Regions from separate parts of the Homo sapiens genome. Here region 1 is linked to region 2. The links are chromatin loops, found by intact Hi-C in ENCODE. Cell type or tissue: endothelial cell of umbilical vein. All regions are shown on one strand. Links, peaks and the distances in the headings refer to the core of each region. The heading gives the core; the rest is flanking DNA.

Region 1 (6,364 bases), core at 1,285-5,284, 92 kb after region 2:
AGGATTAACACTTTTAGTTTATTGTGGAAAATCTCCACCCTGTTTGAAGAGTTTCCACTTACACATAAGTTTCTGTAACAATATACCATTCTTAGTCCCATAATCTGCAAATCTGTAGGAATGGCTGACCTATTTCTAAATAATTTAGGGCCAAATTCTGTAGGTGTCACCTCTCTTTAGCTTCAGCAATGTGTTTTTATTTGCTGGACTTAGATCAACGTTTCAGTACCTAAGAGCTCAAGGAGTTGAGTATTCTGTTTCTCTGAACCAAATGTTTTATATCTGCTTTGCTCTTAGGTTCAAACAAGTCCTCCTTGCCCTCCAAGTCCTTACTCTTGAGCAACATGAACGTTTGTGTCATCTTGTAATACACAAGATCCTGCTGAGTGCTTCAGTTCTTCAGGGTTTCTAAAATAGGATCATCAGTTTTTATACATTAAAAAAAAGAGTACAATATTGCCTTTTAATTTTGAGGTAGCCATTTAAGAGATAATACCATAAACCTGTAACAGCTCATAAAATCCCTTATATCCCAACAAGGAATTTATTCAACTGGCAGGAACTGACTCTGTCCTTTTGGCACAGTATTTCATGTCAGCAGTTCATCGATACTTCTCCTAACATGAAAACGAAAGAGAAAAAGCTTGTTTTAACTTCAGTCCATCATGTTGACTCTGGCAGGCACTGCAGTTTTATATGAAAACATTGCTGTTCATCTCTTGGCATCCTGTCCCTGTAACAGAAGCGAGGTGATGATGTTTACTTGTGAGAGCCCTTGGGTGCCATAGTCACTAAGATTTTTATAAACCCAAAGCATTACACTTCATGCCAACTGCTCTTTGGGGTGCTGTTACTAGAGGGGGGATAGAGGGGGAATCTTTAAGTGTAATATTAGTCTTTCTCTGGAAACCCTGGGGATGATAATACCATGAATGGGAAACCATAAGCTTTATATGCTTCATAGTTTCAACATTGTCAGGCGCACTTAAGAGCTTTCAGCCCAGACAGCACTTTGCACTATGGGTCTCCTTTGGTTTGGTTTGTTGTTTTATCCTTGCCCAACCTGTGCAAGATTGCACCTTCCAAATGTCCTGAATTACCATGTGCCAGGTGGAGGCAAACCCACAGGTAAGTACATCTGGCACAAGAATTCTCTAGAAAAGTTTTGCCTCTAATAATTCATGTTAATTTCTACTTGATTGTGAAGAAAATATTTTTCTTGATAGGACTACATGCATAGAAATAATTTTTCTCTGGGGATAACATGTGATAATACACTTGATCCTTTAAAGCAGGGATCAGCAAACTACAGCCTGTGGGCCTAGCAGAATTAAGTAGTTGTGAAGAGACGATATGGCCTGCAAAATGTGAAATAGTCTCTGGACATTTATAGAGGAAATTTGCCAATCCCCGACTTAAAGCATCAAAAAGAAAGTCAAACTTTCTTTCCAGCAAACTCAATTAAAATAAAGTTCTCCTTTATGTAAAAAAGAAATCTTATTCTATAAATTTGATAGAACCGAAAGATGAGATAAAATGCTTAGAATGTTTCCTGTGCTTTCTAGATGATGGAAGCCTCTTTGTATGACAAAATTATGGACCAGCAACGTCTTGAACCAGAGTTCTTCAGAGTTGGATTTTATGGAAAAAAATTTCCATTTTTCTTAAGAGTAAGTAATATACTATTTAATTTGCTTTCACAGCTCTCATATAGATATCCCAATCAAGAAAACTAAGATGTTAATGACATTTTATATGACAGGTAATAATATGCATGAGACTTTTTTTAAACTTTTACTTTGCAGACACTATATTAATCTAGAATGCCTTGTTTAAATAATTTCCGAGATAGCAATCAACCCCTTCCTAAATTTGGTATATTTTGTGAGCAATCTTTGATAATTATAGTTTCCCTTGTCTGATACCCACTATTTTAATTCAGTCTGCAATTTCCATCAAGTTAGTATTAGAAAAAAAATGGTGGGGCACTGCAGGAGGCTTGGAGTTGCAGAGTATCGAAAGCAATGCAGTTTCACATCATGTGAAAACCCTACCTCCAGCACCATGTAAAGAGTGTTGTTTGGCCATTTTGATGAATTTGTAAAAAGATAAATGTCACCCAGCAAAGAGACCCAATTTATTGCTAGTATAAACTCCATTTCTACAAAGAGAAAACTTTTAGACATTCTAAGACACCTATAAGATAATAAAATATTCAACTCCATTCTTTTCATTTTTCACATTCTGCCCAGTAGTGTCTTCTATGCTTGAATATTTATTGAATACTTCAGTATATACACCTTCCTTGTACAAAAACATTGCTTAAAAGAGCAAATGTAATTCCCCAAGCAACTAAGGAAAGGTATCTGGGATAGTTTATAAAATTGAATCAATTGTTACAACTTTAGTTCTCAATACAGAAATATTTTGATGTTTGTGTTTACCTAAATCTTGCCTGTCAGCACATATGACAGAATACTAGGATGGGTGTACTTGGAGAAGAAGAGAAAGATTTCACTTTATTGTTTAATAATCATTATCTGCCTTTCAGAATGAAAAAGACAGATAGGTAGATCCCAAAATATCCAATACAGGTTCATTTTAGTATCACGTGGAACAGATGTTTTCTTTAGTCAGTTGAAATGACCATGCATTTGGGTGCTACACAGACATAATGTGAAATCTCCTTGTTGCATTAAAAGAGACTCCACACAGTGTAGTGGGCGGTCACAAAGCTGACTTTGCAGGTGGGCCTGCCTAAAACTGGAGGAAATCTTGATTCCTGATCAAAAACAGCAGCAAGTGGGCACAGTGGCACACTGTAATCCCAAAAACTTGGGAGGCTGAGATAGGAGTATCACTTGAGCACAGTTCCAGACCACTCTGGACAACAGAGCAAGACCCCCAGAAAATGAAAATTAAAAAATGGCAAAGTCAGAATACATGTTGAATTTAAAAGACTACGTTTTGGAGGTGTAGCTGATCCCAAGCTGTTATGAGCAACCCCCTAAGGACTGCAGATGGCCTGGATCCAGGTTCTGAGCAGAGCAGCAGACAGTCTAGAGCTATAGCCACACAGATGGCTGGGGATTGCGCAGCAGGGTCTAGACACGACCCTGCCACAGTAGGTCGTCTCCCTCTGTTGGCACAAACAGACATGACATTGTTGGCAGAGTCATGTCTGAAAGATTATAATTAAAAGTATAAAGTTTTAAAAAATTAGAAGTAGTTTAAGAGTCATAATTTTAAAGAGAGTTTAGCAAATTGGAAAACTGCATTAGCAAATAGAATAAATTTTGTTAAAAAGTCAATTAGAATAAATCAATCTTCTATATCATTCTTCTTTTAAAAATAGCTTTCCTGGGTATAAATGGCATTTGCTTCACAATGAAAGAGAAGGGTCCCCCTCTGTTGGTTTCTAAAGGGCACTACACTCTTCAGAATCCTGGAGCCTGACCTTTTTTTTAAGGAATCAGATTCTAGTCTGGTCTTGGATTTAAAAGCAAACAAATATCAACATTAAAAACATCCTTTTGGCCAGGCACAGTGGCTCACACCTGTAATCCCAGCACTTTGGGAGGCCAAGGCAAGAGAATTGCTTGAGGCCAGAAGTCTTTTGTTGTTTGATCAATTTCCAAGATAATTTTTAGCACTCAAATACATTTATCCACTTTTATGATCTAAGTAGGGATTTTTCCCCTCATGAAAAACGGGTTATTTAGCTGGGCACGGTAGCTCATGCCTGTAATTGCAGCACTTTGGGAGGCCAAGGCCAGAGGATCACTTGAGCCCAGGAGTTCAAGACCAGCCTGGGCAACATAGTGAGACCCCATCTCTACTAAAAGTTAAAAAAAATTGCCAGGTTCGGTGGCGTGCGCCTGTGGTTCCAGTTTCTTAGGAGGCTGAGGCAGGAGGATTGCTTGAGCTCAGGAGTCAAAGCTTCAGTAAGCTGTGATTGAGCCACTGCACTCCAGCCTGGGTGACAGTGAGACCCTGTCTCCAAAAAAAAAAAAAAAAAAAAAAAAGAAAACAAAACAAAATGGGTTATTTAAAGAATATTAACGCAGAAGTTCTACTTCTATATACATGCTTAAGAAAATTGAAAATATATATTTACACAAATACTTGTATCTGAATCGTCATAGCAGCATTATTCATAATAGCCAAAATGTAGAAACTGCCCAAATATCTATTAACTGATGAATGGGTAAACAAAACACAGCATATCTATGCAATGATACTCAGCAATAAAAAGAAAGGAAATACTTATATGTGCTACAAAATGGATGAACTTTAAAAATACTATGTTAAGTAAAAGCTAGTCACAAAAGGCCAGCACATTGTATAATTCCATAATAGGCAAATCCATAGAAACAAAAAGTAGTATTGTGACTGGCTGGAGGAAGAGAAAAATAGGAAGTAACTGCTAATGAGTATAGGGTTTCTTTTTGACATGATGAAAAGATTCTGAAATTAAATTTTGTTAATGTTTGCACAACTCTATAAATATACTAAAAACCACTGAATTGCACATTTTTAAAAGGTGGATTTTATTGTATGTGAATTATATCTCAATAAATCTATGTGTTTTTTTAGAAAAAAAAAGAGTACTGATAAGGAAGATGCTTTATTTCTTAGAGACCCAAATATCAGACCCAAAATTTCATTTTATTTTAAAATGGCTTCTTAATACCATTGAATGCCTGTATTCTTAGAGCAAATGCCCCGATTTTTACAAACTGTCATATATAAGCATTGTTTGTTTTAAAATATATTTCATTTACTAGGATATTCAAATATTTATTTGGGGGCTCCTGTAATAGGCAGAGAGGGATGTATTGTGTTTTATTTTACCAAGCAAATTAATTATCTTTTGAGTAGAATTTTTAAAATACAGCATCAGAAATTGTAACTTTTATCTATAAAGTTTTAAATCTAGAATTGTATGGGGTCCACAATTATAGGTAGAGCCTGCCCTAACCTTGTGTTTTTCAAAAGATCATGATATATTTAGGGGTTTGTGGGGAACCGAGGTAGGTTATCCAGCCCAGTTCCTGCTGTATTTCCTCTACCTGCCTGCAGCTGCCCTTTCCCTGCGGAAGAACTGAGCCTCTGCCCATGACTTGTTTCTCACTCCCTCTCTGTGGCCTGGAGTCCCTCTTTACGGCGTTTTACATAAGAACCTCATAGAGCGGAAAAACAGAGAAAACCTTGGACCTCAGCTCCTCTAGGCCCCAAACTGATCTCCCCTTAACTTGAAGATCTCCAGGGCCTGAGATCCCACAAGTTTTCCTGGTCTTGGTAGCTCCTAGGTGTTTTTCCTGCATACACTAGGCCATGTTCAGAGTAGAAAGAGCCCAGGGTTTGGACTCAGACCAGAATTTCAATCTAGTACACGTGGACAAAGTATTTCAAGACATTAAGCCATGGCCAGGCGTGGTGGCTCACACCTGTAATCCCAGCACTATGGGAGGCCGAGACAGGCAGATCACCTGAGGCCAGGAGTTCAAGGCCAGCCTGGCCAACACAGTGAAACCCCATCTCTACTAAAAATATAAAAATTAGCTGGGCATGGTAGTGCACACCTGTCATTCTAGCTACTTGGGAGGCTGAAGCAGAAGAATTGCTTGAAGTGGGAGACGGAGGTTGCAGTAAGCTGAGATCATACCACTGCATGCCAGCCAGGGCAACAGAGTGAGACTCCATCTTAAAAAAAAAAAAAAAAGACTTTAAGCCCTGGTTCCCCAATTATAAAATGGGGTGTTGTAGGGGGCACTGACTACCTCTCAAGCTTATATGAGTTAAATAAGACATGCAGTGTGCTTCATCAATGACTGTGCTCAATTACAACTTCATTATCATTAAAATGTCAGAGATCCGTCATATCTAATCAGATCATTCAGGTACTTTTTGGAAACCTTCCCATCTTTCCAGCTGTCTTAACCTACCTCAGAAATAACCTTCACCATTCTTAACTGAAGGAGAGCATCATGAACGGCAGAATACACACACACACACACACACACACACACACACACACACACACACAAAAAGCAGACAACAAATTTACTTTTCCTCCAAATTGTGAAATTACCCACATGAATTTGATATGTACTTTATAAAAATAATCTTTACACATGTGCTTATTAACATTTAGAGGGATACAATTGTTTTGTTTTCATACTTTGGTGCTCTGAGAATCCACCTCTTTGCACCTCATGCAAGTGAACCGGGAAGAGTGAGGCATTCTATTGGGCCTTATTAAATGCAGTAGAGAGTGAACTCATGATCTTTATCTGCATTTTTAACAATTGGGCAAACTTTTCAGATTGTTCCAGCGTAATTTTTGTTATAGTGTCTTGGT
Region 2 (6,364 bases), core at 1,124-5,123:
CTGGAGACCCATAAGAACTGATGATATAGTTTCAGTCTGAGACCAAAGGCCTGAGAAGCAGGAGAGACAATGGTATAAGTTACAGTTCAAGTCCAAGTCCAAATGCAAGAGAAGACCATTGTCCTAGCTCGAAGACCATCAGGAAGAGGGAGCATATTCTCCATTACTCAGCGTTTTCTTCTATTCAGGCCTTCAACAGAGTGGATGAGGCTCACCACATTGGGGAGGACAGTTTACTTAACTCTGTCTAGCAATTCCAGGGTTATTCTCCTGCAGAAACTTCCTCACAGACACACCCAGAAAAATGTTTAACCAACTCTCTGGACACCCCATGGCCCAGACAAGTTGACACATTAAAATTAACCATCACAAATCCCAAGGAGAAAAAAGCAGAGGAGGCATGCAAAGGAAGAAGCATGGCTGCAGAATAGTCATGGTTGAGCTTAGAGTAGAAATTAACACATAGAGAAGACAGAAAGAAGGACATATGTGAATGTCAGCACCAAAGAAGGGAATGAAATGTTGTCTGAAATGTTGTCATGGGAAGATTCAAGCCAGGTTGCATTAAGGGTCTCTGGGCAGCCTCACAGCTGGACAGAGCAGGCAGGAGGACTGAATCACCCCCTTAGTCACACCCCCAAGGTCAAATTCTAGAACATCTGACCAAACCTAAAGGACACAGATAACTTTTGGAATCTAAATAGATTGGTATTTAATGTCTAAATAATCTGGGATCCAGGTGGACTTATTTAAAGCATTAAAAATCAGCAACTCATTTTTCCCTTTCTCCCCCAGATTTTATTCTTCCTATTTGCTGAAGGCCATGAATAGAAGAGTCTAAATGGTTTTGGAGAAGACAGCTTTGGCAATGACAAAAGGGTAGATTTGATGCAGAGAGGTTGTTGGGGAAGGAGGAAGTGTAGCGGGTAGCAGAGACATAGTTTAGGGCGTGATAGCGAGAGGTCAGGAACAGGGTCTGCCGGACTTCGCGAGGTCAGATCTGCTAGAGCTGTGGGTTTTACATTCACTTTGCGTTTGTCACCATTGCTTGGTACTTGATGATTTGTTTAACAGATGGCTGGAGTTAATGCTGAGCTATTTTCTTGCTAAAAAATAGCTATATATGTTTCTACTTTGGAAGAATTGAACAGTTTATCAGGCAAATCCCAGCACAGATAATAGAAGTAAATATAAAGACCTAAAGGCACTGATCATGTACCACTGGTGAGAAGCTTGCTGGTACGACTTGCTTTTGCCTACAGACTAAAAAATCAAGTGTTTTAGGGTAGGAATTTTTTTAAGTAGTCAAGAGTAATTGTTTTTCTTTTTGGCAGAAACTCCCCAGTCCCCATTAAGGATTTTGTGGATTTTATACAAAACTGCAATAAAAAATTAATGGAAAGATAGAGAAAGGTAGACTATTAGACTATTTTTAAAGTATACTCTAAGAATTAATGCTCTCCAACATTTTAGGCCATAATATAAAGAAAGGATGTTTGATAGGTTTTTCTATTAATTTGATAACTTCAGGAATAAAATCTTACTACAGTTGATGAGTGCCTAGTAGCTTTTATTTCTTAGAACTATAAAGTGTAGTTTAGTGTTGGGTTTTATTGCATTGCAAGTGATTACATTTCTTTTATTCTTAAAAATGACATTTGTTTAGAACTTTTCTGCTAGCCAGGGCTTGCAAAATAGAGAGTCCTTAGAAAGAATAAAGTTGCAGAAATAAGGGCTTCTTTTTTCTCTAGAAGCAGAGTAATAATGCAGGACCATTGCAAAAAATGTACAGACCTTAGTTTTTTTAAATATGGAATTTGTGATGATGATCTAATGTAAAAGTATATTTTCAAAAACTACCTGGGACCTCAAGAAAGCCTTTGGCTAAAAATCATTAGTGTTTTGTTCCTTCAGTCTCAATCCCTTTATCTCACCCCTCCTCTTCCCGCTTACCCGTATTCCCCTCTGGTTCCCTCTCCCCAGGCTTTTCCAAAGGGAAAAAACTCTAGGGTGAAGCCCTTTCCAGGTGTTCACCATCAGGGAGCTCTGAAAGCACTTGCTGAAAGTTTAACAGTTTCCACAGTTTTTCAGGCTCTTTTCTTGGATTTTATGAAAGATTTGCCCACATAATGATTTTGGGTTTTCTGTTTTTGTTGTTGTTGTTAAAGGCTAAACAGCTATAACCATGTTTAAGTGGATGTTCTTAACCAAGAACCTAGAAAGATGTATCTTTGAAAAACAGTTTCTACATCTGTCTCTAGACAGGGCAAAGATAAAATTAATAGTTTTAGGTAACACCTCACCCTGCACATAGAACTTAAGATGAAAAATATACCTCACTGAAATCATAGTTGCCCCTAGGTTTTAACTGTGGGTTTTGAAAACAAATGTAAACTCACATATTTTGGGAGTCACAAGACTCCCTTTCAACTTAGTTCTCTTACTATGTTTCTGAACTTCTCAATGCGGATTGACAGTATAACAAGCACATTACTGGGGAAAGGGTGACACCTGTATCATTTCATTTCTTACACGTCACTCATCCACATTTGCACAGATTTTCAGAGGGATGGGGAGCATGTGTGTCACAGGCAGCTGCCGTGGCTTGCAAGGTAGTGGGAATTGCTGTCTCCCCGTGCTCAGAGCAAGCACCAGCAGATGGAGTCATTGTAAACCAGACTGATAACGGGCCTCCTCACTCTTCCTGTTTAAGCTGTGTTTAAACCTGAAGACAGAAATGCCAGGCTCTATTTGAGTAGCCTGTAATATCCAGTAGAACTCATGATGGAGTCCATTCATTCAACAAATATTTATTATGGACAGACTCCACAGTATTATATTAGAAATATATTAGGATGGAAATACTATAACAAATTGAACCAATAGAGTCCCTGCTCTCTGTCTGTTTACAGTAAAGCACAAAAGTAGATGTCGAACAAATAATTATAATATGATAAAGTACAGCAGCGTATGTGATGGGGCAAGTTTCCAGGGTGCCATGTAGCAGGGAAATCTGAGCAAATCTTGGGGCTCATTCCACCTGCTTAGCCTCAGTTAGTGCCATCCATGTGCTGACCTAACTCTCACATTTATATTTCTAGGCCAGATCTCTCCTCGGAGCTCCAAACTTGAGTATCCAACTGTGCTCTTAACATCTCTGGTGGATATCTCACAGGCTCCTTAAACTCAGCATGTCTAAAATGAAAATCTCAACTTTTTTCTCTCTGAGCTTAGTCTTTCCTGGCTCAGTAGGTGGCAGCACCATCCACCTAGAAGCCTCAGAGTCATTCCTTCTCCCTTTTGCCCTTTGTCTCTGTCTGTGGCCAAGAAACCTCACGTGCCTCTGTAGCTTCTCCACACCCCCACTGCCTCCTCTCTAGTCCAGCTGCACTTGCTCTGAGCTGCCTCTGTCTTTTCTCTCCTTGTTTCCTGTATTTCCTTTCACCACCCATCTATTAGCCAAAGTTACCTTCAGAAACATACCAGATGATGTCACTCCCAGCTCCTACTCACATCCCAGTTCTGTTTTATTGGGGGGCACTCTCCAGAATTGATCTTCCATGCCCTGTGATGTGGCCCCGTCCACCTGCCTCATCTCATCTCCTTGCTACTTTTCTCTGTTTGGAATCCACTTTCTTCAGCTCCTGCCCAACAGAGTTAATTCCCATTTATCCTTCATGGTTTAGTCTCTCATTTTCTCAAGAAATTTTGGTGCCCCACCCACTCAATTATCACTTTTATAGTACACTGTGTTTTGCTTCTTGAATCACCTAGCACAATTATAATGAAATAGAGAATTGGGTATTTCATTGATTAACGTCTGTTTCCCTCCTCCACCCCAGAAGGGAAACCCCAGAGGCCAGGGACTTTATTTGCCTTGATCACAATGATATCTTTAGCTTCCCTAATAGTGCCTGGTGCAAAGTAGGTGCTTAATAGATGTTTCATGAACACTAGGTACTGACTGAATCATGGGTTAGGGATCGGGATACAGTAGCAAAAGCTACTGAATAGCTGGGTGCGGTCGCTCACGCCTGTAATCCCAGCACTTTGGGAGGCCAAGGCAGGTGGATCACCTGAGGTCAGGAGTTTGAGACTAGCCTGGCCAACATGGTGGAACCCTGTCTCTACTAATGTAGCAAGATGAGCCACAGACAGAACTCCTCAGACACCGAGTTAAAGAAGGAAGGGCTTTATTCGGCTGGGAGCATCGGCAAGACCCACGTCTCAAAAACTGAGCTCCCCGAGTGAGCAATTCCTGTCCCTCTTGAGGGTTACAACTCTAAGGGGGTCCGTGTGAGAGGGTCGTGATCGATTGAGCAGGCAGGGGGCTGCATGCACTGGTAATTAGAATGGAACAGAACAGGACAGGGATTTTCACAGTGCTTTTCCATACAATGTCTGTAATCTATAGATAACATAACCGATTAGGTCAGGGGTTGATCTTTAACTACCAGGCCCAGGGTGTGGCACCAGGCTGTCTGCCTGTGAATTTCATTTCTGCCTTTTAATTTTCATTTCTTCTTTCTTTGGAGGCAGAAATTGGGCATAAGACAATATGAGGGGTGGTCTCCTCCCTTACTAAAAATATAAAAATTAGCCAGGTGCAGTGGACTGCACCTGAAGCCCCAGCTAGTCCCGAGGCTGAGGCAGGAGAATCACTTGCACCTGTGAGGAGGTTGCAGTGAGCCGAGATCATGCCACTGCACTCCAGCCTGGGCAACAGAGCAAGACTCCATCTAAAGCAAAAAAAAAACCAAACAACAACAACAACAAAAAGCTACTGAATAAATGATGTGTATTTAAAAAAATCTTATTGGAAAAGCAACTTTTTGAGCTCAGGATGAGCATGAATATGACAATAAAACAGTGTGTGGCAGGGTGGCTATGTAGGAGTCCCAGGCCAGGAGGTGGCGTAACTACCAAAAGTAAGATGTACACAGTACATGTGTCTTGCTTTAGGAAGGATGCCTGAGGTGGAGGCATTCAGGGTGGGATTAAAGCCAGTGGGTGGGATCTGGGAGCTTAATACAGGGATCATCCGTAGCCCTCCACTGTTGCTTTCCTCTGTGATCCTGACATTGTCTGCATGAGAACGTAGCCCACTGAATCTGCAGTCCTTTCCTCTCTGAGTTCTTGTTGTCTGTATTCCAGTGTCTGAAAGGCTTGTTTGCAGGTTTTGCGACTGGCTCTGACTTTGGCAGTTCAATTCCTGGTGGCTTTGATCACAGAGGCCCATCCCAGCTCTGATGTCAGGCTTTCTGTAGTCAGCAGCTCTGCTACATGCAAAGCTGTGCTGCCACATGTCCTTCTGCCTCCCTTGTTTACAATCTCCCCGTACTGAGGCCGCCCCTCAGCAGTGCCCACGTCCAGCCCATGCTAGAGCCCAGTTTGTGGAATGTAACGGCCAACCCTTGTGTGCTGCCATGGAACTCACAGACCTCGCGCTCTTGGTGACTGATGCTGACTTCAAGGATCCCTGTCTAAAGCTTGTTGATAGAGGAGGCAAAAGTATGACTCCTCAAAATTAACCTAAAGGAGGAAATCTACCCAGCTTCCCTTGTTCCTTCCTAGTCCCGTGTCCAGTGGGGATTACTGATGGGAGCTGGCTGTATATCCACTCAAGTGTAGACCAAAAAAGTAAATGAGAGTCACTCCTTATACACTCAAGGAGACATACAACACAGTGAGCTTTATCTGAGATGTGGAATATGAGTGTATCGGCCCTCTCAAGGAGAGAACCTGCACGGCAGATTCTGTTGTTAAATGCATGGAAAGTTAGTGAATGTTCAACTTGGATTGTTTTATGGGGGGTCTTATTTGATGGGCCTGGTTGTTTTCTTTTAAAGGTAAGAATTAGCATATCAACCAGTCAGCTTGTTTGGCATTTACCCACCCAGTCTATCAATTGCACTGGCTGGCATTGCCCAAGTAATGGAGAAAAAGCAAATCTGCAAGCTGGGTTGTTATGTATTTCTTTGTATACATGCCACACACAAATTATTTGTCCACCTTACTTACTTTTTTGCAGTTGATATTTTCTTAACAATTGGCTGCAAATTGAATTTTTAGAAATCAAATCCCCCTAGCTGAAGGAACATATCAGATAAGCTTTATCTTCCTTTCTAATTAAACATTACTAGGCAATGACTACTGGCACTTAAATTTTCAGGGTTTTTTTTTTTTTTTCTGGTTCTTTTTGTTAAGTAATTGATTTGTAAATAAGTATTTAAGTTCCCTGGTGAGGCTTACTGTTTAAAGAAGGCTTGCAATGAATTATTTTACAAGTTTGGATTTGAATATTCTGTATTTGTTTTCTTAATGTATAGAATGCCTGTGCCTTATGTTGTCTGTTTTGATGCTA

Evidence for each region. Hi-C counts contacts between places; a loop is a spot of excess contacts. Peaks named below come from ENCODE experiments on the same cell type or tissue, not always from the same donor. Only the 100,000 strongest peaks of a DNase experiment are listed, where the experiment ranks them.
Region 1: a loop joins it to region 2, with 10 times the contacts of the local background. A loop is called at or near these places in 66 of 110 quality-filtered maps.

What each region holds. Positions count from the first base shown.
Region 1 is chr7:111,760,424-111,766,787 of GRCh38, reverse strand. DOCK4 (dedicator of cytokinesis 4) reads left to right here. Exons shown (of 53, transcript NM_001363540.2): 39 at 1,566-1,670. It overlaps LOC124901726 (a long non-coding RNA gene), which reads right to left. Exons shown (of 2, transcript XR_007060478.1): 2 at 1-733. Among named protein-coding and RNA genes, the nearest start is that of DOCK4-AS1, 45 kb to the left of the region's middle. In endothelial cell of umbilical vein, for the core only: CTCF peaks have their summits at 3,170 (motif pointing left) and 3,405; a DNase peak (open chromatin) is centred at 3,227.
Region 2 is chr7:111,852,330-111,858,693 of GRCh38, reverse strand. All of the region lies in intron 23 of DOCK4 (dedicator of cytokinesis 4), which reads left to right. Among named protein-coding and RNA genes, the nearest start is that of DOCK4-AS1, 47 kb to the right of the region's middle. In endothelial cell of umbilical vein, for the core only: a CTCF peak has its summit at 3,275 (motif pointing right); a DNase peak (open chromatin) is centred at 3,293; H3K27ac peaks cover 260 bases.